Linked DNA regions of Homo sapiens: all the other regions are linked to region 4. The links are chromatin loops, found by intact Hi-C in ENCODE. Cell type or tissue: endothelial cell of umbilical vein. All regions are shown on one strand. Links, peaks and the distances in the headings refer to the core of each region. The heading gives the core; the rest is flanking DNA. Region 1 overlaps NFKB1 (nuclear factor kappa B subunit 1). Region 2 has its middle 120 kb from the start of NFKB1-AS1. Region 3 overlaps PPP3CA (protein phosphatase 3 catalytic subunit alpha). Region 4 overlaps NFKB1-AS1 (NFKB1 antisense RNA 1). Region 5 overlaps BDH2 (3-hydroxybutyrate dehydrogenase 2).

Evidence for each region. A loop is a pair of places that touch in the nucleus more often than their neighbours do. Peaks named below come from ENCODE experiments on the same cell type or tissue, not always from the same donor. Only the 100,000 strongest peaks of a DNase experiment are listed, where the experiment ranks them.
Region 1: it touches region 4 in a loop (2.9-fold over the local background); 64 of 110 quality-filtered maps call a loop at or near these places.
Region 2: a loop joins it to region 4, with 7 times the contacts of the local background. A loop is called at or near these places in 60 of 110 quality-filtered maps.
Region 3: a loop joins it to region 4, with 4 times the contacts of the local background. A loop is called at or near these places in 3 of 110 quality-filtered maps.
Region 5: a loop joins it to region 4, with 9 times the contacts of the local background. A loop is called at or near these places in 69 of 110 quality-filtered maps.

Annotation. Positions count from the first base shown.
Region 1 is chr4:102,607,170-102,611,821 of GRCh38, forward strand. NFKB1 (nuclear factor kappa B subunit 1) reads left to right here. Exons shown (of 24, transcript NM_003998.4): 18 at 1-150; 19 at 480-582; 20 at 3,406-3,530. All of the region lies in intron 1 of LOC105377347 (a long non-coding RNA gene), which reads right to left. Among named protein-coding and RNA genes, the nearest start is that of NFKB1-AS1, 110 kb to the left of the region's middle. In endothelial cell of umbilical vein, for the core only: a CTCF peak has its summit at 3,081 (motif pointing left); no DNase peak of the experiment used is centred there.
Region 2 is chr4:102,623,043-102,627,703 of GRCh38, forward strand. No RefSeq gene overlaps it. Among named protein-coding and RNA genes, the nearest start is that of NFKB1-AS1, 120 kb to the left of the region's middle. In endothelial cell of umbilical vein, for the core only: CTCF peaks have their summits at 811 (motif pointing right) and 2,742; no DNase peak of the experiment used is centred there.
Region 3 is chr4:101,166,628-101,171,288 of GRCh38, forward strand. The region is part of intron 2 of PPP3CA (protein phosphatase 3 catalytic subunit alpha); the gene reads right to left. Among named protein-coding and RNA genes, the nearest start is that of MIR8066, 72 kb to the right of the region's middle. In endothelial cell of umbilical vein, for the core only: a CTCF peak has its summit at 2,775 (motif pointing right); a DNase peak (open chromatin) is centred at 2,794.
Region 4 is chr4:102,429,852-102,434,512 of GRCh38, forward strand. All of the region lies in intron 2 of NFKB1-AS1 (NFKB1 antisense RNA 1), which reads right to left. Among named protein-coding and RNA genes, the nearest start is that of NFKB1, 69 kb to the right of the region's middle. In endothelial cell of umbilical vein, for the core only: a CTCF peak has its summit at 1,731 (motif pointing right); DNase peaks (open chromatin) are centred at 1,030 and 1,700; H3K4me3 peaks cover 1,015 bases; H3K27ac peaks cover 1,199 bases.
Region 5 is chr4:103,089,622-103,094,282 of GRCh38, forward strand. BDH2 (3-hydroxybutyrate dehydrogenase 2) reads right to left here. Exons shown (of 10, transcript NM_020139.4): 4 at 2,979-3,075; 5 at 1,556-1,664. Among named protein-coding and RNA genes, the nearest start is that of BDH2, 7.9 kb to the right of the region's middle. In endothelial cell of umbilical vein, for the core only: a CTCF peak has its summit at 2,217 (motif pointing left); a DNase peak (open chromatin) is centred at 2,200.

The sequences.
Region 1 (4,652 bases), core at 653-4,652, 180 kb after region 4:
GCCATGATGAGCAATAGCCTGCCATGTTTGCTGCTGCTGGTGGCCGCTGGGGCTGACGTCAATGCTCAGGAGCAGAAGTCCGGGCGCACAGCACTGCACCTGGCTGTGGAGCACGACAACATCTCATTGGCAGGCTGCCTGCTCCTGGAGGTGAAGGGCACACTTATTTGCTTTTGCATTAAATTTCTGAGGGAGATTTAAGGAAATCTTTTCAAAGAAGGAAGTCAGTAGCTGCTGTTCTCCCTTACAATCAGCTCTATTTGTTTAACATTTATGGAGGGCTTCAGAGTACCACCTTTAGACATTCCCCCAACCCCCTTGCTTGGCATCTCTAACTGGGGATTTCTTCAATGACAGAGCCAGCCCAAAGTAGCAATTGGGCTAGTAATAGGACCCAAGGAGCCATGCACACTGGGAGGTGGGGACAAAAGGGCAAAAGAACCTTCCACTAACGCTTTCTTGTGTGGGCTGGATTGTAGGGTGATGCCCATGTGGACAGTACTACCTACGATGGAACCACACCCCTGCATATAGCAGCTGGGAGAGGGTCCACCAGGCTGGCAGCTCTTCTCAAAGCAGCAGGTAAGATGGTGATCTGGCGGTCATTAATGAAAAATGTTACCAGGAATGCAAACCCAACTTCAATAGAGCAGTCATGTTGCCTTCTTTAAGCCACAGACCTACTGCTGAAAAACAAGGGTAAATAAAAATTATATGGCAAATCACATTTTATCTGCCATAAGGCACTGTTTGGACTAGTAATCTTGGGCTTTACCCTGATAGTCATTTTAGTTTTTACTTTCTGATTCATCTGTTTGTTTGGGGTTTGATTGTTTAGATTGACTCCCATGACAAAGGGTCTTTTCAAAGTAGAGTTTGATTCCTTATAGAATTCTGAGTGGTATTAGTCTCAGATCATATCAGAAGGCCCCAGAAGAAAAAGATTATTGGTATAAGAAATCATTTAAAGACTTCATTTTGAAAGAAATATCTCTTAGAAATTGAAGTGTAGGAAAAAGAAAATGGGCCATGTATTAAGACCCATTATGTGGAAGGCACTAAAAATGGCTAGCACTTATTGACCTTTCTGTGTACCAGGCACTGTGATATGCACTTTATGTGCACAGTCTCATTTAATGCCCAATCACCCCTTGTGACAAATACCATTATTCCCCATCTTAGAGTCAAGGAAACAGACTAGAGAGACTACCAGATCCCACTTCAGGGTTCCAGTAAGTGACAGAGCTATGAATCACACTTCGGCAGTGTGAACTTCAAGACTTTATTCTCTGTACTATGTTTCTCTCTCCTATTTTGCTCATAGGTTTGCAGATGTTATTCCATTTAATTCTCTAGTCCTGTGAAGTATAGAAAATTATCCATGCTGATCTTTGAATCTCCAGTGCCTTGCATATTTAGAACCTCAAAATATGTGTAATGAAATTGGCATCTGAAGCCTGCCCTGACATATCTGATATACTTTAGAGGCTTTTTTTTTTTTTAACTTAAAAGGTAAATGCTTCATAAATTCAAGAAAACAAAGCAAAAGACATAGGAACTTTTTCTTTGGGACACCATATTTTTCTTTTCTCTTTTGTTAAATAGAACTTTTTCTTGAACAAGAAACTCTGATTGCAGTGGGTATTAATAGTTTTAGAAGACACTGATTAATTAAATGCCTTCCAACAAGAAGCTATAACCAGCCAGACGTGATGGCTCACACCTGTAAACTCAGCACTTTGAGAGGCTGAGGTGGGAGGGTCACTTGCACTAGGAGTGTGAGACCAACCAGGTTAACATTGTAAGACCTCATCTCCATTAAAAAATTTAAAAAGTAGCCAGGCATGGTGGCATGCGCCTATAGTCGCAGCTAGTTTGGAGGCCGAGGTAGAAGTATCACTTGAGCCTGTGAGTTCAAGGGTGCAGTGAGCTACAGTTTCACCACTGCACTCCAGCCTGAGCTATAGAATAAGAATAAGACCCTGTCTCAAAAAAAAAAAAGAAAAAGAAAGAAACTATAACCCTTTTAAAAATGCTTTATATTGAATTCTCAGAATCCCATGAAAGGAAAAGCAAGTAACAGTTTCTCTGATATATAAATGAAGAAACTCAGATGAAAAACCAAGTCCTAATCTTAATGTCGTGGAAAAGGTCAGTTAAGTCCGAGTGTGGTGGCTCACACCTGTAATCCCAGCACTTTGGGAGGCCAGGGTGGGTGGATCACCTGAGACTGGCAGTTCGAGACTCACCTGGCCAACATGACGAAACCCCATCTCTACTAAAAATACAAAACTTAGCTGGGCGTGGTGGCATGCATCTGTAATCCCAGCTACTCAGAAGGCTAAGGAAGGAGAATAACTTGAGCCCTGGAGGCTGAGGTTGCAGTGAGCTGAGACTGCGCCATTGCACTCCAGCCTGGGCAACAGAGCAAGACTCCATCTCAAAAAAAAAAAAAAAAAAAAAAAGCGTCAGTTAAGAGATAGCTCATCCCTCCACACTTTGGTCCTGTAAATTGTTCATCTTAATTTCTCCATGGATTACATTTATTGCCTCATAGATCAGGCCAGAACTGGGAGAATAAAATCAAGAAACAGCATGAAGATCCTTCTTTGTTTCCCATTAAGTACTCCTCTATTATTGATATTGACCCATCTGATGTTCTCCCAGCAAGATAAAAACAAGTTCCTCCCTCAAAAATGGCATCATTAGACATCAAGCTAAACACTCATAAAAATCATCTAAGCCTCTGAGAAGTAACTCTAGCTCTAGTCTTTGAGTTACTTTGATGTTTTGTTTATTTGTTTGTTGTTTTTGTTTTTGCTGGATGCTAAAGAGCAGACTACATTTCCCAAAATATTTCAATAATTATACATCCTAGTAGGTTTGTTTATTTAAAGATCAGAACCCTGGCATTGCTGTACCCAGCAATGAAACTGGCCATGCTGTCACTAGACATCAAGCATCTTTGCTCTTTTGAGTGTCCAAGAAAAGGGGCTGAGAAATACACATTGTCATGCATAAATTTGAACAGTTAGGACCCTAATCCTGAGGGTGCACCCTAGTGGCTGTAATCATGCTGTCCATCAGCCCTAAGATTAAAGATGCACTATTCAGTTGAGAAATATCCTGTAGAGTTAAATGTGAAAGAGTATTTGAAGTCTTTTTTTCTTCAATAGTATCTTTGGCTATTTCAGGTGTCATAAGACACTTTAACAATCAAAGTAAATTACAATTTTAAAATAATTTCTCTGGATATTCCAGTAGAAATGTTTTATGATTTAAAAATTATCCAGGAGATTGCCTCAAGCTGCTACATTGCTTTGCCTTTGGGAATCTGACCTTTGCAGGCAGTTGGAAGTTGACAAGATCTGGGTTTACCTAATGCTGTGTAATCTAACTTCGCAGGAGCAGATCCCCTGGTGGAGAACTTTGAGCCTCTCTATGACCTGGATGACTCTTGGGAAAATGCAGGAGAGGATGAAGGAGTTGTGCCTGGAACCACGCCTCTAGATATGGCCACCAGCTGGCAGGTGAGTGCCGCTCCATCTGTCTGATGGCTGCCCCTGAGGGAGTCAGAGGTTCAGGAATGTAAGAACAGATGGTCTTCCTGGTGCTTTATTCCCCAAAGAACATGCCTTTTATTTTTAAGAAAGTCTGTTTGTCAGAGACCATTTTTATCTTGAAAAACCCTATCCATGAAAGATCTAGGTCAGCTGAGTTCTGAGTACGAAAGTGTATGCCTAATCAGATCAGAGTTGAGATGTGAGAAAAGGTTAGAAGAAAAACACAAAATTCACATAAAAGTTACCCATTCCAAATTCACACCATAATTGTGACCATCTCAATTTCTGAAGCTAGGATAAATGTTACTGTTTGCTTAGGACTTAGGTAAGTGATTTCAGGATGTAAAAATAAACTAAGAATTCTTCTTAGAATTTCAATAAATATAAACAGAGTAAATAGATTTAAAGCCTTCCTCAAAACTCCACAGGGCTGAGATCTGAAGGTATAAAGCAGTTACTAGGTCATTTGGCCCCAGGAAGAAAAGCCAGAGGGAGGAGGTGGGCAGCATGCAAGATCTCCAACATGACAAGATCAGTTCTTCTAGAGACGAGAGCTGCTCCACTTCTAAAACTGCTCATGTGCCTCCCACAGCCTGTATGTGTCCAGCTCACTGACGTTAGCATGGTTCTCCCTTTATGTTAGCACCTCATTTCCCCAGAAGGCCTTGCCACAGAACACAAAAAGATGATGCACTCAGTGACCCCACGCTCTCCTTACCCAGGTCAGCCAGCAACAGAGTGACTGCAGAGAACACCACAAATGCCTCGGCAGCTACAGAATAATTTTTCTTTTAGCCTAAGACAATTCTGGACCCTCAGTTAAAATGTCAGTATTGCCAGAGGGTTAACACCAAGCCTTGTGAACATCTAGACATCTCAATTTGAGCAAGTTTATACAATTCATTCTCATAAGCTTGTTCCTATGGAAGAAGGGAGACAGCTTCACAGCTCTGAGTAAGCTCTTCACTAGCCTTAGGTCTCTGAGCAGGAGATGATTGACATGGTGGCCTGGACTGCCTGTTCCTTCCAAAAGGCTATAGCTCTGACTCTCTGCAGTTTGGTTGGGTATTCTGACCCAGCTCAGAGTTT
Region 2 (4,661 bases), core at 333-4,332, 190 kb after region 4:
GCTGGAAAGACCTTGGCTCCCATTTTCTCAGATAAATTGGAAAGGAGCAGAAATTGGTTCTTGTGGAAATAATATTCTCTTCAGGCCAGAAGGATAGCAGATGAAACAAATTCTTGAAAACTTTTCTCCCAGGATTCCTTCTTGGGATCCAGGAAGCAGAGCTGGTGATGAAGATAGTGAGATGGAACCCTGAGGACTATGTTGGGGACACATCAGATCAGGGAAGGCTGTAAGTCGATGCCCAGTAGCAGACAACCAGGTTACTAGGTCTGTTCCCTGGCGAAAAGAGATCGATATTTTCTTCATTTCAAAACTGTTTCGCAGTTCCCTTTTTCCTTTTCCTAAAGCAATAATGCACAACTTATTTTTTGGCTTTAAAAAATTGAATGAAAAACTTCATGTCGTGGGTTTTTTTTTTTTTTACATTTCCAGCATCCCTTTTTATCACCTTATTCAAATGCAAATGTTCAAAAGTCTTTTGAAATAATTTTTTTCTGTAATTTTGAAAAAAATTCGCAAAATAAAAAACTTTAAATGTAAATGTTTTCATTTAGAAAATATTTTCAAGTACTGACTGTCATAGCAGCCTGAGAGGTGAACAGGGAGGGGTTTGAATTCCTGCCATTGTCCACAGGACAGAGTTGCTGATGTGCTGGAAGGCCCCTGGTCTAATGTAAAGAGCAAAGGCTGGGCCGGGACTCAGTCTTCAATCCCCATACTGTGCTCCTTGGCTTCACGCTGCAGCAGTGCGTCACGGAACACACAACTGTTTCAAAGGGGTGGGTCATGCCCAGGAAAGGGAAGAAGCTTGCCAACAGGGGGCTCTGAAGTATTATCCAAGGGTGGCCAAACAGCAGGAAGCCAGCATTCCCTCAACAAATGAACTCAGCTCCAGCACACATGATGCTTGGCACCGGTCCCCAAGAACAGGCCCAGGAAGAGGCCTTGAGTCCATGCTGACTTTCTTCCTCCTACCCACTCCTTCCAGCCCCACTCCTTTTGCTTTGGGGCCCTCAGAAGCTTTTTTTCTCCACCACTTGCTTCTTTCTGCCACTTCTTTGTGTCCCTTCACCTTCCCTCAACAATTCAAGCCAGGACCCCCAAAAAGCTATCCATGGGCCACCCACATTAATGCAGAATCCTGCCTCCCAGCTGAAGCAAAGCCTGGCCTAGGGAGGCCAAAGGGATCAGAAATGACATCCCCGTAAAGACCCATCGTAATCCCACAGACAGGTCCTGCTACAGGAGCAGGGCTGCCAAAAAGCAACATTCTTGTTCTCTTCCTTTAGGTCCTGAAGCTCCTGCCCCTCCACCACTGCTGCCAGCGACCACAGTAGCAGGGGGAATTTTACCTCCCCAGTATATGGAGACCATATATGCTCAGGAAGTGCATATATGCTCACAGATGAGCAAACCTCTCAGGCCTGATTGATGCAAGCAGTCCTTAGCATTCTTCTCCATCCCAGTTTTGATCTGGGAAGGTCAAAGCCACCATTTGGCCCCGCCTTCCTTTACTGCCTAGCCAAATGCACATCTTGAATGATGAGCAACATATGCACACAGCGTGTGGGCCAAGGACGATTTTGGTCCCTCCACCAGCAGAATGTAATTCCTTTCCCCAAATCACGCCCATAGCTCACAGTTTTGGCCCTTTCCTGATTGTTTTGTTACTAAGCCTTTAAATAGCTCATCTGACTTCTCCTCTGTCAATCATCTATTCAGGAGGCTTGGTACCAAGTTTTCATAGATCCATAGTAAGTAAATTTGAATTAAAAAGCATTTATATGCCACACTTTTGCCAAGGTAGCAACAGTGGATGGAAATGAAATACACATGCTTCTCCACTTACAATGGGGTTATGTCCTGATAAACCCATTATAAGTCAAAAGTGCACTTAATACCTTGATAAACCCATCATAAAGTCAAAAAGTCATAAAATCGTAAGTCAAACCATTGTTAAGTCTGGGACCTGTCTGTAACCAAAAGACAGGCAGAAAGTAGACAAATTTGCTCTGTGGATCTGAACCTTGTGATCCAGCTATGCTGGTGCTCAGCCTTTATTAGCCCTGGATCCATGGAAGAAACCAGAGCTCAGCAAACAGAGACGCCCTTTGGGTTCCTTCTTTCTCCTTCCACCCTTCCTCCTCACCTCCCTCCTTCCTCTTTCTCCCTTTCTCTCTCCCTGTGTCTATCTCTTCTCTCTCCTTTCCTTTCTCTCCTTTTCTCATTGTCTTCCTTTCTCTCCCTTCTACTTTTCTCTCTCCCCTCCGCTTTCTCTTTCTCTCTTTTCTCTCTCTCTTCCTTTCTCTTTCTCTCTCACCATTTCTTTCCTTTTCTCTCTCATTCTTCTTCTCTCCCTTCCTTTTTCCTTTCTCTTTCTCTCCTAGTCTCTTTCTCTCAACTCTTCTCTTTCTCTTTCTTTTTCTCTTTCTCTTTTTCTCTTTCTCCCACCTCTTTCCCCCTTCATCCCTCCCTTCTTTTCTTTCTCTTTATTTCCTTCTTTAAGGTACTTTCACATTCATGCATTCCTCTGGGGCACTGGCATCCAACTCCCTGAAGCCCAGAAGGTGAGGGGTTTGGGGAGCAGCCCTGCAAGTGTTTCCTTAGGCTCCCCTCGCCTCGCTGAAGGCAGCAAATGCCCTGTACTCTGGGGAAGCCTCCAGGAAGCCAGCACCCTGGCCCAGGGCAGTCCCTTCTGCACACCACTAGCCTCATTTCCTGAGCACAAGAGGCCTCTGCTGGAAGAAGCAGAACTTTGCACAATCATCCAACAGCTGGCTTGCCTATTGCTACTCAATTTTATTTTATTTTATTTTATTTTATTTTATTTTATTTTATTTTATTTTATTTTATTGCTTCTGTAAAATTGGAAAAACCTTACCAAAAAAAAGGAATTAGAAATTTCTTCAGCTTTCTGCCTGGATTTTTCTCCTTCAACTCAGTTCATGAAGCCTGTTGATTATTTTCCCTCAGTACAGAAGGCTTAAGTTGCTCTTTCCTTTTAGCAAGCGGAATCAAAGATTCTTAGGCCTGAACACTTCAGCCACCACCAGCCTTATCCTTTGAGGGATGATATTGATAAACCAACATTTATTGCATTTACTACATTTATATCTTTATTTTATTTAATCCTCACAGGAACACTGTGAGATAGTTATTACCATTAATCTCAACTTCAAGATAAGGAAACTGAGGCTTAGAGGTTAAGTGATTGGTCCAAGGCCAGTACCGGGAGGTTCAGTATCAGAGCATGAGCCCATAGCCCTTGCACCACATGCAGTCTTCACACTTACACACGCACGTGCATGCACACACAATTTGGATCTTTGACAAGGCAAAATTTCATTCATGTTTGTAAGTTGACTAGTTAAAAATCTTTTCATTCCAATACCAAAAATATGGGTAGGGAAGCATGCCAGTCACCCACTTTGGCTTGAGAGCTCATTGTAAAAGAGCAGGGGCCCTTCCTTCACCCACTTTGGCAATTTTTTTTTTTTTTTTGAGATGGAGTCTCGCTCTGTCGCCCAGGCTGGAGTGCAGTGGCGCCATCTCGGCTCATTGCAAGCTCCGCCTCCCGGGTTCACGCCATTCTCCTGCCTCAGCCTCCCGAGTAGCTGGGACTACAGGAGCCCGCCACCACGCACGGCTAATTTTTTGTATTTTTAGTAGAGACGAGGTTTCACCCTGTTAGCCAGGATGGTCTCGATCTCCTGACCTGATGATCCACCCGCCTCGGCCTCCCAAAGTGCAGGGATTACAGGCGTGAGTCACCGCTCCCAGCCCACTTCAGCAAATTATGTCCCCAACAGCCTTCCTCACTAGAGGCACCACTGCCACTGCAGCATCCCAGCACAAGGAAGTAGGTGACGCATCTCCCAACAGGACACCCAGGTGCCCACACTGCCCTCTCCAAGGCCCAGATATGTTTGACCTCAAAGACCCATGTCTTTATCCACGAGGATGCTTTTAATGATAAAATGAGAATGCCTGACTATAAGTGGGCTAAACAAATAAGGGCTTTAAAAAATACCATTACAAGATCAGCGATAGATACATCGATATTTTACATGGAATCTTTCCCTTTTTAAATGTTAGCATGTAATTCAACTTTTTAAAACACAGTCTAGACCATGACCTGCTGGTCAAATATGACCTAAATCTTCAGGATGACAAGGCAGGGTGCGGGGGGATCCAGGTCCTACCTGCTCCTCTCCCAGGCTCACTGCTGCCCCCGACACCTCCAGCTCTCCTGTCTGATGCTGTTCACAGCCACCACCCAATGCCTGCACACGTTCAGTTCTGCCCACCTCCCTAGATTTCTTCTGATGGCTTCACACAGAGGCAATGATGATTGTAATAGCTCACATTTGGTGGATAGTTATCATGTGCTATCAATAATCTGTGCATTATCTCCTTTATACCTCACAATTAACCTATGAAGCAGATACTGTTGTTATTGTTCCCATGTTTAAAGAAACTAAGGCACAGAAAGACTCAGTAGCCTGTATCCAATGAAGAACAGCCTGCTACTGGTGGATCTGGGACTGAAACACAAGTAAGTCCGATTTCAACGCCCACACCTTTAACTGCTGTATCAATTAGGATGCTTTGGGTTGTAAAATCAGAACACCTGACTACAAGATTAAACAATTAAGCCTTTA
Region 3 (4,661 bases), core at 400-4,399, 1.3 Mb before region 4:
TCTGGAGAGAACATATTATGTTAATTTGGATTTTCATATGGTTATTACACTCTATGAAGCCAATATTTGAAAAGTATTTAGTTCATCATTTAAAAGACGGATAAAATACTTTTTACCTCTAAGGATTCCAAAGCAACAACAATATGAAGACCCATTTGTTGGTTACCACTTACATTGTATATTTCCTTAGGGTATATTAATACATTTGAAAGCTACTTTGGGTTCAAGCCAAAACATTATGATTTATTTACTTTGTTGATATTAACAAGAGCTAAATTATTAGAAAGCAATGAGACAATATTCAAAACTGAAACAACAGCACACAGCCATTTTCTTAGTCTTTCTTGTCCCTCCTTTAATTATACGTGCAATTTAGCATTTTGATCTGAATTCAGAAGAAAGACAGGTGAGAAATGATTTGCCTCAAGTTAAACTCCAAATTCCATTCTCTTAACTAAACATGTTGGCATCATTAATAGAAGGAAGTGGTGAGACAAATACAAAATTACATTTCTGTAAGAGAAATAACTCTCTAGGCTCTGTAAATGCCCATTATTAGGGGAGATAATCTTTAGACAGCAATAGGGATGATGATTCCTGACATCACTATAGAGGCTCTTGGTTAAGGCACCTTAAGAACAAATTGCTTCTGGATGCATACTGAGATGCATGGTGACTTTTGTGTTTGTTTTTTGAGTAAATCCCAGCCACATGGTTACCAGACAGTTTTCTTCACCTAGACAGCTTTAGTAAAAAAGCATCAAAGAGGAGCTTAGTCAACATTTAAATCGTTACCGAATATGTGTACAAGTATTTACCAAGAGCTTAATATATGTGATGTATTGTTTTAGACACTGGGAATAGGGCAATGAAAAAAAGAGTTAAACATCTCTCCCCTCCTTCAGTGTACACTCTAAAGAGGCAGAAAGATAACTAATAAATAAAAAAAACTGAGCTACAAAGTGTATCAATGAATGATAAGTGCAATGGAGATTATAATCTAGGGGTGATAACAAGCACCTGGGAAGTGGTGAGGGTTGGGGGACACAGCTATCACACAGGGTGGTCAGAGACGGTCTCCCTTAGGAGGTGACTTCTAAACACAGACACAGAAGGTCAGGGCTGGTATAATTATGTGGGTGACAGGCTGGCTGGCTGGAAAGGACACAAACTACAGAACATGTGTGAGAAAGAGAAGGGAAGCCAGAGGGGCTGAGGTGAATGAACAAGGGTAGCAGGAGTAGGAGTTGAAATCAGAAAGACATAAAGGCAGAACAGGCAAAGGATCAGAAAGGCCTTGGAGTTGAGGTAAAGCACTTATCCTCTTGACCTCTCTAGTGGGAAAGGAAGCTCCTAGAGGGATGTGAGCAGAAGGGCTGTATGGTGGTACTTCTGTTTTACCAGCATCACACTGACCACTGGGTTGAGAATGGGGGCAGAGGGAAGCCAGAGAACACTTTAGATAGAGGCCACTGCAATAATCCAGCCAAGGTAGTGGAAGGGCTAGTGCAGACAGGGAATGGAGAAGTGATCAAATTCCAGGCATAGTTTAAAGACAGAGCTAAAAGAACTTTCAGACAGACTGTGTACAGGATGGAGAAAAAATAGAAAGGAGATGTCAAGAATATAGTTGTGTGTAATAAGATGGAAGGCAAAGTAGGAAGAACAGATTTATGAAGGAAGGTCAGAAGTGTGGCTTTGGAAATGTTTAAATTTGAGGTGTGTCTCACACAGGCAAATGGAGAAAAGTAGATAACTAGAAATATGAGACTGGACAGAGGAAAGGACCGGGCTAAAGATGAGAATATTTAGGAATCATCTCACAAAAGACAATTTTTAGAACAAGACAATAGGGAAAATATCCAAAGGCAGTGAATGTAGATAGAGGAGGGAAGTCTAAGGACTAAATTGTGGGACACTCTAAGAGGGAGAAGAACCTCCAAGGAGACTAAGTAAAAAGGACCACAAACTAAGGAAAAAGCAGGTGAGCATGGTATCCTGATAACCAAGGGAAGAAAGTATTGAAAGAAAGAGGGAGTGTCAACTTCTCAGGAGGTCCAATGAAAGAAAGACTAAAAATTGGCTGATGGCAAAAAGGTTCAGGTACTGAACTGAATAATATCTATTAAGACCATATATACGTCTCCTTAAAAATTAGTTTTTAGGAGCTATGCCATACTATCCACATGTCTAGCAAGTAAGACCTCTTATTATATCAGAAATTTACACCAGTCTTTTGTATCTGCTTACACATATGATGATACATGTGCTAAATCCACCATCTTAGCCTTCTAAAGCAATGATATAAGAATTATAATTCTTTATAATTCTATCTTCCCCTTTATACCTATTTGCTGGATGATCAATAATATGTACTGAATGAAACAATAATAAAGCTACTTCATAGACTTCAGTCACAAATGCAAACAGGAAATTGAGACGCTCACTTTTGCACAAGGGCAATTAATTGCAAACAGGAACTACAGATAAGCAGTTAAGCAATTATACCTACATACAAAGGTCAACAACCAGCCTTGCCTGTTCACTGAAGATCAAACTGAGTGCCTAGTATGGTAATCATGTATAGGCAATTTAGGAAAGTGAATATATTACCTAAATTCTAATAAAGCTCGTAAGTGAAATTCATCACTTTTACCTTCTACATGGATTTAGCACAGTGCGTAGAGAAGATGCTCAGTCAGCAGCAAAGACAAGAATGAATGGTGTGCATGCCCAAGGCTACTACAAATGACCACTCTGGCTATGTCCTACAGTACTCCAGAGGGCGCTATTTACCAGGCTACCATGTCATGAGACGTGTAGTGCAGACATGCCCAACCACCTGTGGCAACCCTGGGGAGCATCAGTCAGACTCTGACTTTTATCCTAAAGCTGAAAAGCAATCACGGTAATGGCACATATATGCTAAATATCCTTTGAGATCAACATAAACTGAAACAGGCCTAAAGAAAGAGACAGTTATTAAATGCCTACCTATGGGTTTGATTTTTACCCAGTTCTATAGGTGAATATGTTTTCAGCATCTGATTATAAGCTGCTAAAAGGCAAGTAGAGCATGCAAATGTTATATACCAGAAGAAGTAAATGCCTTTTTTTTTTTACTGCTGACTCTTATGTGATGACTTTGCAACCTTAGAGAAATCTGTAAGAAGAGGCTTCAAAAAATGCTGACTCAGAAATAATTTACAAACCATGCTTTTAAGACATGTTGGTGATTTTTATCCTCTTAAATTTGGGGAGTCAGTTTTGATTCTGAAAAGACTGTTCATTTTACAGTAAGTGTCATGCAGTATATTTTGAATTTAGGCAGCTAATTATCAGGCAAGGCCCAAGTTTTTTGGCTCTGCTAACAATTATGGAAATTTCCCCTATTTCTATAGTTTTCCATATAAAATACAGTATTTATTTGCTAGCATTTGCTGATCTTAAACGTGGTCCAATTAACAGCTGTAACACAAGATACAAAAGTGACTTAAATTACTCCCAGATAATAATTTAAGATTCTTGGCTTACCAATTGAAATAACAAAAGAAAAGTGGCCTTAGAACAAGTAACACAAAAGTCTGTAATTTAGAGCATCAAGACATTTTTTCCCACAATTATATAAAACTACATAGAAAAGAAAAAAAAAACTCCTCCTGACTCTTGTTGAAAATCTCCCATAGAGATCCAATGGCAGAATATACTGCAAAGTACCTGAGATGTTAGGCTTTAATCTCCTGGACCCTCAAGGCTATAATTTTTCCTGGTAATTCTAAAGCCACAGTTAACTACATAACAGAGAGCATCAGTCAGAATTTAAAAAGCAAAAGCAATAAACATTTTGCATGTTACTACAAATAAATAAATGGAATTTAACTAACTGGAAAGGAGTTAAGGGCTGGGAAAGAATATCATGGAAGTAGGGTGAGAGGTGAAAAAAAAAAATAACAACAGGAGACTGCCTTCATATTTGCCAAAAAATGTTCACCATGCTTGGGTCAACCTCACACCTAGCATCTCTTCTCTACATGTCTGCACTTTTCTTAGATATACCTATACTTGGATTTTACTAAGAAAAGTAACAGAATAATCACGTTTCATCTACCTTCACTCAAAAATTCTTGCCCAGCCTATAATTAATCATTCTTATCTGTTCCCCAAATATCTTAAGCTTTCAAAATTCATTCAATTTATTTAAACTCTTATTTATTGAGCACTCTTATTTACTGATACATTTACCAATATATCTGTGAAACTGACACAAATCCCTGCCTTCAAGGAGCTCGCATTCTAGTCTAGTCAAACTTATTTGGGCAAATAATCATTTTGGTATTTTTTAAAGTACTAAAATTCAATCCCATTTAAAAAGGAATTAACTAGCATCTACAGGAATACTTAAATATTTACTGTTTTACTTACTATCACATTTTTCCAAGTAGCTATCAATACTCACCCAAGGTACACAGAGAAAAGTCCTTTGGGTGGTTGTCAGTAGTTTACATTCCTTCCCTGCCATGTGTGAAATCTCCTTTCTGTGTCATTTGAAAGCCATCCGTTTTTACCTTGGTGTGTGAATCGGGGTCATCTGTGGAGCTTCTGAAAAGCAGAGCTCAATTCAGACTTACTGAATAACAATCTCCCACAATAGGAGCTAAACA
Region 4 (4,661 bases), core at 176-4,175:
GAACCCGGAAGGCGGAGGTTGCAGTTAGCCAAGATCGCGTCACTGCACTGCAGCCTGGCGACACAGCGAGACTCCATCTCAAAAAAAAAAAAAAAAAAGAAAAAAAAGCAGATTAACAAGGTGGTTTACTGAGAACATTGGCAGTTAAATGTTGAGGAAATGATGAAGATTTGGAATAGAAGCCAAAGAGGATGATAAAGAAAGCTAAGCAAAACAAGTAAACTTGTATTACTCTGGATTAAGCTCTTGGAACTCATTTCTCATAAGTTTTTAAAATCTTGATAACCACTGATGAGAGAATACACCAAATAAGTATTTTGGCAATTAGTCTTCCTATTTCACTAGCAATTGTGTTTAGATAAAAATCATTATAATTACATCTTAAGCTTCTTGTAATACATTAGACTTACAAAACTGCAAACACTATACTAGATATTATGTATGTATATATTATATTATATTATATAGATCATATACATTATGTGATACTAAATGCCAAAATTTTACTTGATGTTTTGAAGTGCTTAGTGTTGTTCAATGCTTACTTTAGCCAGCTGTTATGTTTTCAGACAGTGATTTGCTTTAGTCTTCTCTTCCTTGCAGAATCATAAGGAACCTTAGCTTATGAGAGCAGTTTCTTCAAGAATCTGCTTATTAGAGTAAATAGAATGAATTTCATTTCGTACAGTTACTACTACAACATTTGATGATACCAAAAGCAAAGTGAAACCTGAAGCATGCTCACATAATAAATTACAAAATTTTCCATATGAAGCATTCTTTATTTTCTGAACCCAAAGCTCTGTGTCCCTTTGTAATGAATCAGCATCTCAGGCAAATGTTCTTGTGAGGAGGCAAATTTTTCCCACTGGATTTAGCACTTAAAACAGAAGTTGTCCCCACCACCACCACACTTTCTAAATACAAAGAGCCCTGTTATAAGATAGTCTCATCTGAGTTGTTTTTCTTTTTTCTTTTAGATTATGTGGGAAATGTGTTGCATATTTGCATTTAGTATTTGTGCAAATGTTTTAAACCTTTTTCTCCGTGTTGAAGCTGGTTTCGGTTATAGTTATCCGAATAAGGGGGGGAAAGAGGTGAAAGGACAATATAGTTTAAAGTATTTAAAGCCCTAAAACTTCACAAACCAGGAATTAAATATAAAGGTATTCGAGTTTTTTCTGACTTATGAAAATTTAAAGAGCAGTACCGGCCGGGCGCGGTGGCTCACTCCTGTAATCCCAACGCTTTGGGAGGCCGAGGCGGGCGGATCACGAGGTCAGGAGATGGAGACCATCCTGGCTAACACGGTGAAACCCCGTCTCTACTAAAACTACAAAAAAATTAGCCGGGCGTGGTAGCGGGCGCCTGTAGTCCTAGCTACTCCGGACGCTGAGGGAGGCTGAGGCGGGAGAATGGCGTGAACCCGGGAGGCGGAGCTTGCAGTGAGCTGAGATCGCGCCACTGCACTCCAGCCTGGGCGAGAGAGATTCCGCCTCAAAAAAAAAAAAAAAAAAAAAAAAGAGCAGTACCAAAAATATGTAAGGTTTTCTTAGAAAATATAAAGTGCTAACCTAAAAAGGAAAATAATGTATTTGCCACATTTAACAAACACTTATGGACCAAGATAAAACAGATAGCCCATAAATTTGGCGTTGTCCCTTTAATGTACATGTCTATAGTGCCACCATGTGGTACTACCGGTGTTGTAAATATTTCTAAATACAGTAATTCAGATATTCTGAAAGTTAGACACTAGATGGCAGTATATTTCCCTTTAAAATTGTTTATTCATGTTCAAAGGCAGTATCTATTTTTTATGGTATAACTTTGTTGAAAAGTAAAAAAAATTACTACAGTTTTTAAAATAATATGCTTTGTAACATAGACTGATTGCATTAAAAAGTATGCTTTTAATCATCATTTATTTCTCAAATAGAAGCAAAATATTAAAATAACTACTTGCTTCCTTTATTAGCATGCCCAACCTAGGCAAAAGAATCTCACCAATTTTTTCTTCTTCTACTAAAGTCCTGTGATTAGCACAGTAGGATCCAACTGTATTGATTCTATATAATTACTAATTAACAAAATTTTACTAAGTAAAGACTTAGAGGCAGAAAAAACAATGAGAAATTTAGGCAACGAGTCAGCTTAGGTTCATTTATGTACTGTCTTCAATGGCTAAAGAAGAAATATTGGCAGGGGAGGGCTATGACTTTCATTCTATCTCCCTTTTATCCTGCTTCTGAGGCTAAGGGCTCTTCCTAATTTATCCTGGCAATCAGAAAGAAATACTCTATGCCATCCTGAAATACAAATCCAAGATGCATTGTTCAGGAGGTTTTCCTAGTTGGAAACAGCAAGTGCTACATGATATATCAGCATCCAACAGAGCCATGGCTTTTTGTATAGAAATTTGTCTTTTCCTTAATATAAACAAAATCCAGATCTTCCAAAACTGTCAAAGGATCACCAGGCACACAAAAAACGTTAGCAGGAGCATGAAGCCCCAACTCTAGTTAATGTATTAATTTCTCCTTTGGGCTCTTGCTTCTGACATCTGCCTCTACTAGGTAGGTTTGAGACAAGAAGTAAAGGAATGCTCATTTACCTTTAATATCCTAGCCCATTTTTGGACAGAGACCCTGCCTTTAACACCAATAAGCAAAACTACAACAGAGCTAGCATATTTAAATGAGACTTAACTAAATAAAAAGGAATAACTATAGATTGCTTGATAGAAACAGAATTACATTAGTTCCATCAGAACTAGTTTCCTGATAGTTTTTATAATTAATATGTAAAAATATTTAACTATCCCCTTGATTTTTGAGTACTCACTGGGAGAAAATTAAACCATGTCCTTTCCCTGGAATGATTCTAATTCCTCACAAGAAAAAACTTGAGCTTGGAAACCTTGAGTCTTGATAGAATTTGATTACCTTTGAGATAGCATTGGGGGTGGAAGGTGGCAAGGAAATAGCCTTTTTGTGCTTTGGAACTAAAAATATGTAGAAGTGATCTTCACCAATAACCCTCTCCTCACACATATGCAGAAAATCAGGACTTTGGGAAGGTACATGAGGCAAGTGGGCTAAATTGTTTGAAAAGGGGCCTGTCATAATGGGTGGAGGGGTAAATGGCTGAGCTCAAGTACTCGAGTCCTCCAAGAAGAAGAGGGAGGACCAGGCTGCATGTTCCCACCCACTCCCATACAGATGGTGACCAAAACTTCACCCCCAAATTGAACAACACTCCTGAACAACCAAAGGGTCAAAGAAGAAATTTTAAAAAATAACTTGAGACAAACAAAAATGGCAACACAACATACCAAAACTTATCAGATGCAGCAAAAGCAGTTCTAAGAGAGAAGTTTATAGTGACAAATGCCAACATTAAGAAAAAGGAAAGTTCTCAGATAAACAGTCGAACTTTATACCTCAAGGTATAGAAAAGAATACCTTGAGGAACTAGAAAAAAAAAGAATAAACCAAACCCAAAGGTAGTAGAAGAAAGGAAATAATAAAGATTAGAGCAGAAATAAATGAAATAGAGACTAGAATAACAATAGAAAAGATCAACAAACTAAATGTTTTTTGAAAAGTTAAACAAATTTGACAAACCTTTAGCCAGACTAACCAAGAGAAAAAGAGAATACTCAAATAAAATTACAAGTGAAAAAGGAGGCATTACAATTAATACCACAGAAAGGCGAAAGGTGATGAGGCCACTATGAAAAATTATACACCGAATTGGATAACCTAGAAGAAATGGATAAATTCTTTTTAATATAAAACTTACCAAGACAGAATTAGGAAGAAATAGAAACTCTGAACAGACCAATACCAAGTAAGAAAATTGAATTACTGATAAAAAAAAAAAAATGTCCCACCAAAGAAAAGCCCAGTACCTGATGGCTTCACTGGTAAAATCTGCCAAACATTTAAAGAATAATTAATGCCAATTCTTCTCAAACTCTTTTAAAAATTTAAGAGAAGGAAACACTTCCAAAATTATTTTATGAGACCAACATTACCCTGTACTGAAGCCAGACAAAGAAATTATTTTAAAAAATTACAGGCCAATATCCCTGATTAATATAGATGCAAAAATCCTCAACACAAATAATACTAGCAAACTGAATTCAACAGGACATTAAAATGATCACATACCACAATCAAGTGGGATTTATCCCTGGCATGCAAAGATGGTTCAACATATGTAAATCAATCAGTGTAATACACCACATTAACAGAATGAAGGATAAAAATCATATAATCATATAATCATCTCAATAAATGCAGAAAAAGTATTTCACAAAACACGACATCATTTCATCATAAAAGCTATCAACAAATTAGGCAGAGAAAGAAAGTACCTCAACACAATGAAGACCATAAATGTCAAACCTGCAAATAATACACTCAATGATGAAAGCTGAAAGCTTTTCCGCAAAGATTAAGAACAGAGTAAGGGTGCCCACTATCACTACTTATATTTAACATAGTACTGGAAATCAGACCTAGCGCAATGGGTCAAAAAAAAATAAACAAAAAGCATCCAAATTACAAACATAGATGTAAAATTATGTGGTTGCAAATGATATGATCTTATATGGAAAAAGCCCTAAAACTCCACCAAAAAAGTATTAAACTAAT
Region 5 (4,661 bases), core at 429-4,428, 660 kb after region 4:
TTACTAAAATTTGTAAAGCATTTTAGAGCCTGGTTTTGCAAATGAGTCTCATGCATGTGCAACAGTCTTACCCACGATGACCTAAGCTTTCCTCCTATACCACAGTCTCTGCTCTACCCCTGTAACCTATGCAAAGGATCTGTCTTCAAAAATACATTCGTGTTCCAAATACTATAGTTTCTCATAAACTCCAAATAGGCTAAAAAATCAACTTACATTAAAAAAAACAATTTGTTATAAAAATTTGCTAGTTCAACATTCTGTGGACCCACCCAAAAATCCCTTCTAAGCACTAAACAAGTAGATTTTTCAAAGTCCCTTCATTACTAAGTCAGTTTCTCTAATTTTCCTGTTAATGTTCATCTGGAACCTTCTTAACATTAGGTTGAATATTCAGAGTAGAATATCAGCCCTGCTGTGCCATTAACAAAGCTCTTCTCCTGCCCAGACATGGACAGGACATCAAATCCAGCTGGGATGGAAGGGAAAAGTTGTTCTTCTGCATTTCACTAGGTTCAATTTACAACCTTGAGTTGAGCTGGCTCTGTACCCAGTCAACCCCTTTCATTGTCTCAGCCTGCACTGTCTGCTACTACTGGTTTATAAGCTCATTTGAAATCAGGGATGTACGCTGCTCATGTTTATACTCCCCTAGAACACTTTATATAGTGATTTATACCAAGAGGTACTTAATGCTAGTTTATAAAATAAAATTTTAAACATTGATGCGTTGTGTGAAGGCTTGAGAATTCAAGGAGGAATGCTGTCTTGAGCACACACTGTCTCTCACCTGCCCAGTACCACTGTGGTTCAGATCAAAACAAGAGCGAAGGGAGAAGCTTCAGGGCAGAGAAAAGCAATGGGGTACATCCCTCTTGAGAGTGTGAGCCTAGACTGAAATTCACGAAGGGGCTCAACGTCCAGGCTTCAAATCTTGGTTCTAACCATGTGCTAGTTGGGTGACCTTGAGCAAGTTGTCTGAACTCTCAGTTTCATCTTCTGAACAATGGATGAGATAATAGTATCTACCTCATACGATCATTCCAGTCTCGTGTGCCTCCCTGCTGTTACCTCTGCCTGGAATCATCTCCCAAGGTACCTGAATGATCAGCTGTCTCACTTCTTGGACTGCTATGCCAGTTTCACCTTTGCGGTGGAGTCCAGAGGGGCCGCATTGATATCCTAGCTTCTTTCTCTTCATTATATTTAAAACCACGCCACATATTCTATGTCTATTTGATTACTAATTGTCCCATCTCACCCCCAATAATGGAACCTGCCTTATAGAAGGCACTTTGTTTAGTTCACTTATGTGTCTTCTGTGCCTAGAATGGAGCCTGGCATGTGGAAAGTGCTTAATAAATATTCCTTGAGTGGATGAGCTGGAAGGTTAAATAGATTAATTTATGTGAAATGCCTTGATATAAATGTTCAATGCAAGTTAATCATTGTGTTAGTTATTATCACTCTTCAGCACATGTGGGAATCCCTTCTGTGTGCCCAGTACAGAGACCTAATGTGGTGCTTATCCTGGTGGTGGTGGTGGTGGTCTTACTTTAGGAAGGAATGCCTTGATCATCAGGTACATGCTGCGCACATTGAGATTCATCGAGAAGTCCCAGTCTTTCTCCTCACAATCCAGGACAGTTCCATGATGGACAAAACTAGAAGAGTGATTAAACAATGGAAGAATAACTGCCATTAAAATTTTTCTATTCCATCTGCTGATTATTTTTATTGTCACTTAGTGACTTAGACCACTGTCTCTTTCCCTTATCAAGACTTTAAACAATTCATAGTATCACTTAGTATATTATATTAGTAAGAATCCCAACAACTTAAGCTAGAAATGTCATCTGAAAACAAGATCCTTGTTTTCCAAACAAAAGTATGGTCACCGAACATAAGAAGCTTTATATTAATTGTGCTGGAAACATCAATGCCATTAAAAACAAACAACAAATAAAGGCGAACAGGGCTAGGCATGGTAGCACACACCTGCAGCCTCAGCTACTTTGAAGGCTGAGGCAAGAGGACCACTTGAGCCCAGGAGTTTTAGGATGCAGTGAGCTATGATCATTCCACTGCCCTCTAGCCTGGGGAACCAAGACAAACCCTGTTTCAGAAAAAAAAAAGAGAGAGAGAAAAAACATCTGCCCTATTTGCCTATGTGATTCCTATTTCAAGAGCAACAGTGCCCTCAGGTGGCACAGATTTAGAATTCTCAAGGGAAATCAAAATTGCAAGGAAAACAAGTGTCTGAACATCTCAGAGCAGCAAAGTGATACTGCTAGTGTTCTAACATACTGAGAGATGTTAGTTTGTTGTAAGAGAGACGTTAAGGCAGAACAAAACAAACCCGTAAAGTAGCTTTCACTATTTTTCAAGTTACGTTTTCTGAGGGAAGCTTCCAAAACACTGGAACCCTTACTGATTTGGTCCTCTGGACCCAAATTATGTAATTCATTATAAAATATTGTTGGCTGTGACTTCCATGTACCAAAGCTCTGCTATTTCAGTCAGAATGTCAGTTTCATGACAGCAGGAACCACATGATTATTTCTACATCCCCTACATGGCTGAAAATTTAATAGATGCTCAGAAACTAACTTTGCTAACTATTTGTTTCATGTTTCTGGGTGTATTCTTACATGAGGATGGAAGACTATTTATAAAATAGATGATCAGAAATTATTGCTTTAATTTAACTTCCATACATTGTAACACATAATACAGCTTTGTATCAGTACCATCTGTCTTGAGTAGACCTCATTTGCCCCAGATCATGTCAAACTCTAAGGCTGTCTTACCTGCTGAATTTTATGTGTAATGAAAATGCTGTGTAAAATCTAGCCATATTTCCCAAGGAATATGTCATGGTTCACAATGAATGATTTTGCCACATTATGAAAATTCTTTGAATGAAAGTCATAGAAAACTTTCTGTAAGGAAAGTGAAACTAAAAAGTTATGAATTACCCAGCAACATTAAAGAGAACATCAAGTCTCTCAACTTCATTGGCAAACTGATCAATTTGTTTCTTCTTTGTGACATCAAGGACACGAGTTTGAATACCTGAAAAATAAAACAAGAGGCACTATTCCTAAAAATGTTTAGCCTTGAAGGTTTAGCTGTTTTGAAGTGTGAAGTGTGAAGATTGCAACATCTATCCAGCTAGGCTTCATAGATTGCTGACCTTCTTACTAGGGTCTTAAGAATCTTCAGAGTCTCATTAGTAAACTTAAAGTCCATCTTGACTCCTCCAATAACCCATCCGTCCCTCTTCCTTCCTCTCTGTCCATTTTCCAAGTTGAATAATAAGGGTCCTTTCTGAGCAATGGCTTTATAGTAAAGAATGACTGGTGTACATTAGATGTTTCTCAGTAAGCCAGCAGTAATAACTGAAAATGGGCTCATTTGAAGTTCTTACAAACTTCAAACATTAATTTTCTCCTCTTTGCAGCTTTTCTCTTAATTTTCTCTTCTTTGAGGTATAATTGAGAAATAAAAATTGCATATATTCAAGATGTCCTTCCCCTATCCTTCCCCTGCCAGAGACTGGGTTGCTGGTACCTATACAGTAATCAGAATTTTGTCTGAGTGAGGGGTGGAGAAGAGCAAGTGTTCTGGAATAAGAGACTGTTTCTATTTGTGAGCTTCCCCTTTATGTCATTTCCATTATTTATTAGAAATGACTCTGTTAGTCAAGGGTATCCAGTCAAATACATGTATTTCTGGACTAAACTGCAAGGAGAAGAAATGAGAGGGTCAGAAGAAGGGATGACACCCTTGAAGGCTAGACATGAGAGATCTGGCATGGCGGGCACCTGAGAGATACACACTGCACTAGTTGCTGAGAAACTCCAAACAGTGTCTAACAAAAGCAGCAGTCATCATTATAAATATATACACATATTATTTATAATGTGCATAATATATATTATAACATATAGTAATATAATTTATAATATATACAATGTATTAATATGTATACATATAATATATAATAATATATGAATAATACATATAATATATAGTAATATAATTTATAATATATACAATGTATTAATATGTATATGTATAATATATAATAATATATGTATAATACATATAATATATAATTATCTATAATGTGTATTATATTTTATAATTTATAATATATTATAAATAATATGTATATGGTTTATTTTGGGGGAATATAGAAATAAAAGATTCATAAAGAAAGGGAAGACTTGAAATTTTGTTTCAGAAACATTTCCTTATCTTTGTGCTTCCCCAGTGCAGCAGCTTTACTTTGACTTGTTTGAATTATAATTCAACATATTCCAATTCAATTAACTAATTCAAGGAACTAATTGCTGTTTGATTATGTAACCTGTTCTATTTTGCTGTAAGGGTTACCTTTCATATAGGTTCTCTGTTCTGATTTCTTTGGGTAAACTGCAATTAAAATCCTTTGGTGTTGGAGTTTGGTTCAGTGGGGTGAAGAAGTGGTGGTACACACCTAATAATCTGGGTACTCTCTTAGGGTTTCTCATGATGATGTGTGATTTTAGAGCTAAGCTGTCTCCAGCCACATGTGGCTACTGAGCACCTGAAATGCAGCTAGTCTGAAATGAAATGTGCTGCAAGTGTAAAATACACATGAATTTTAAAGATTT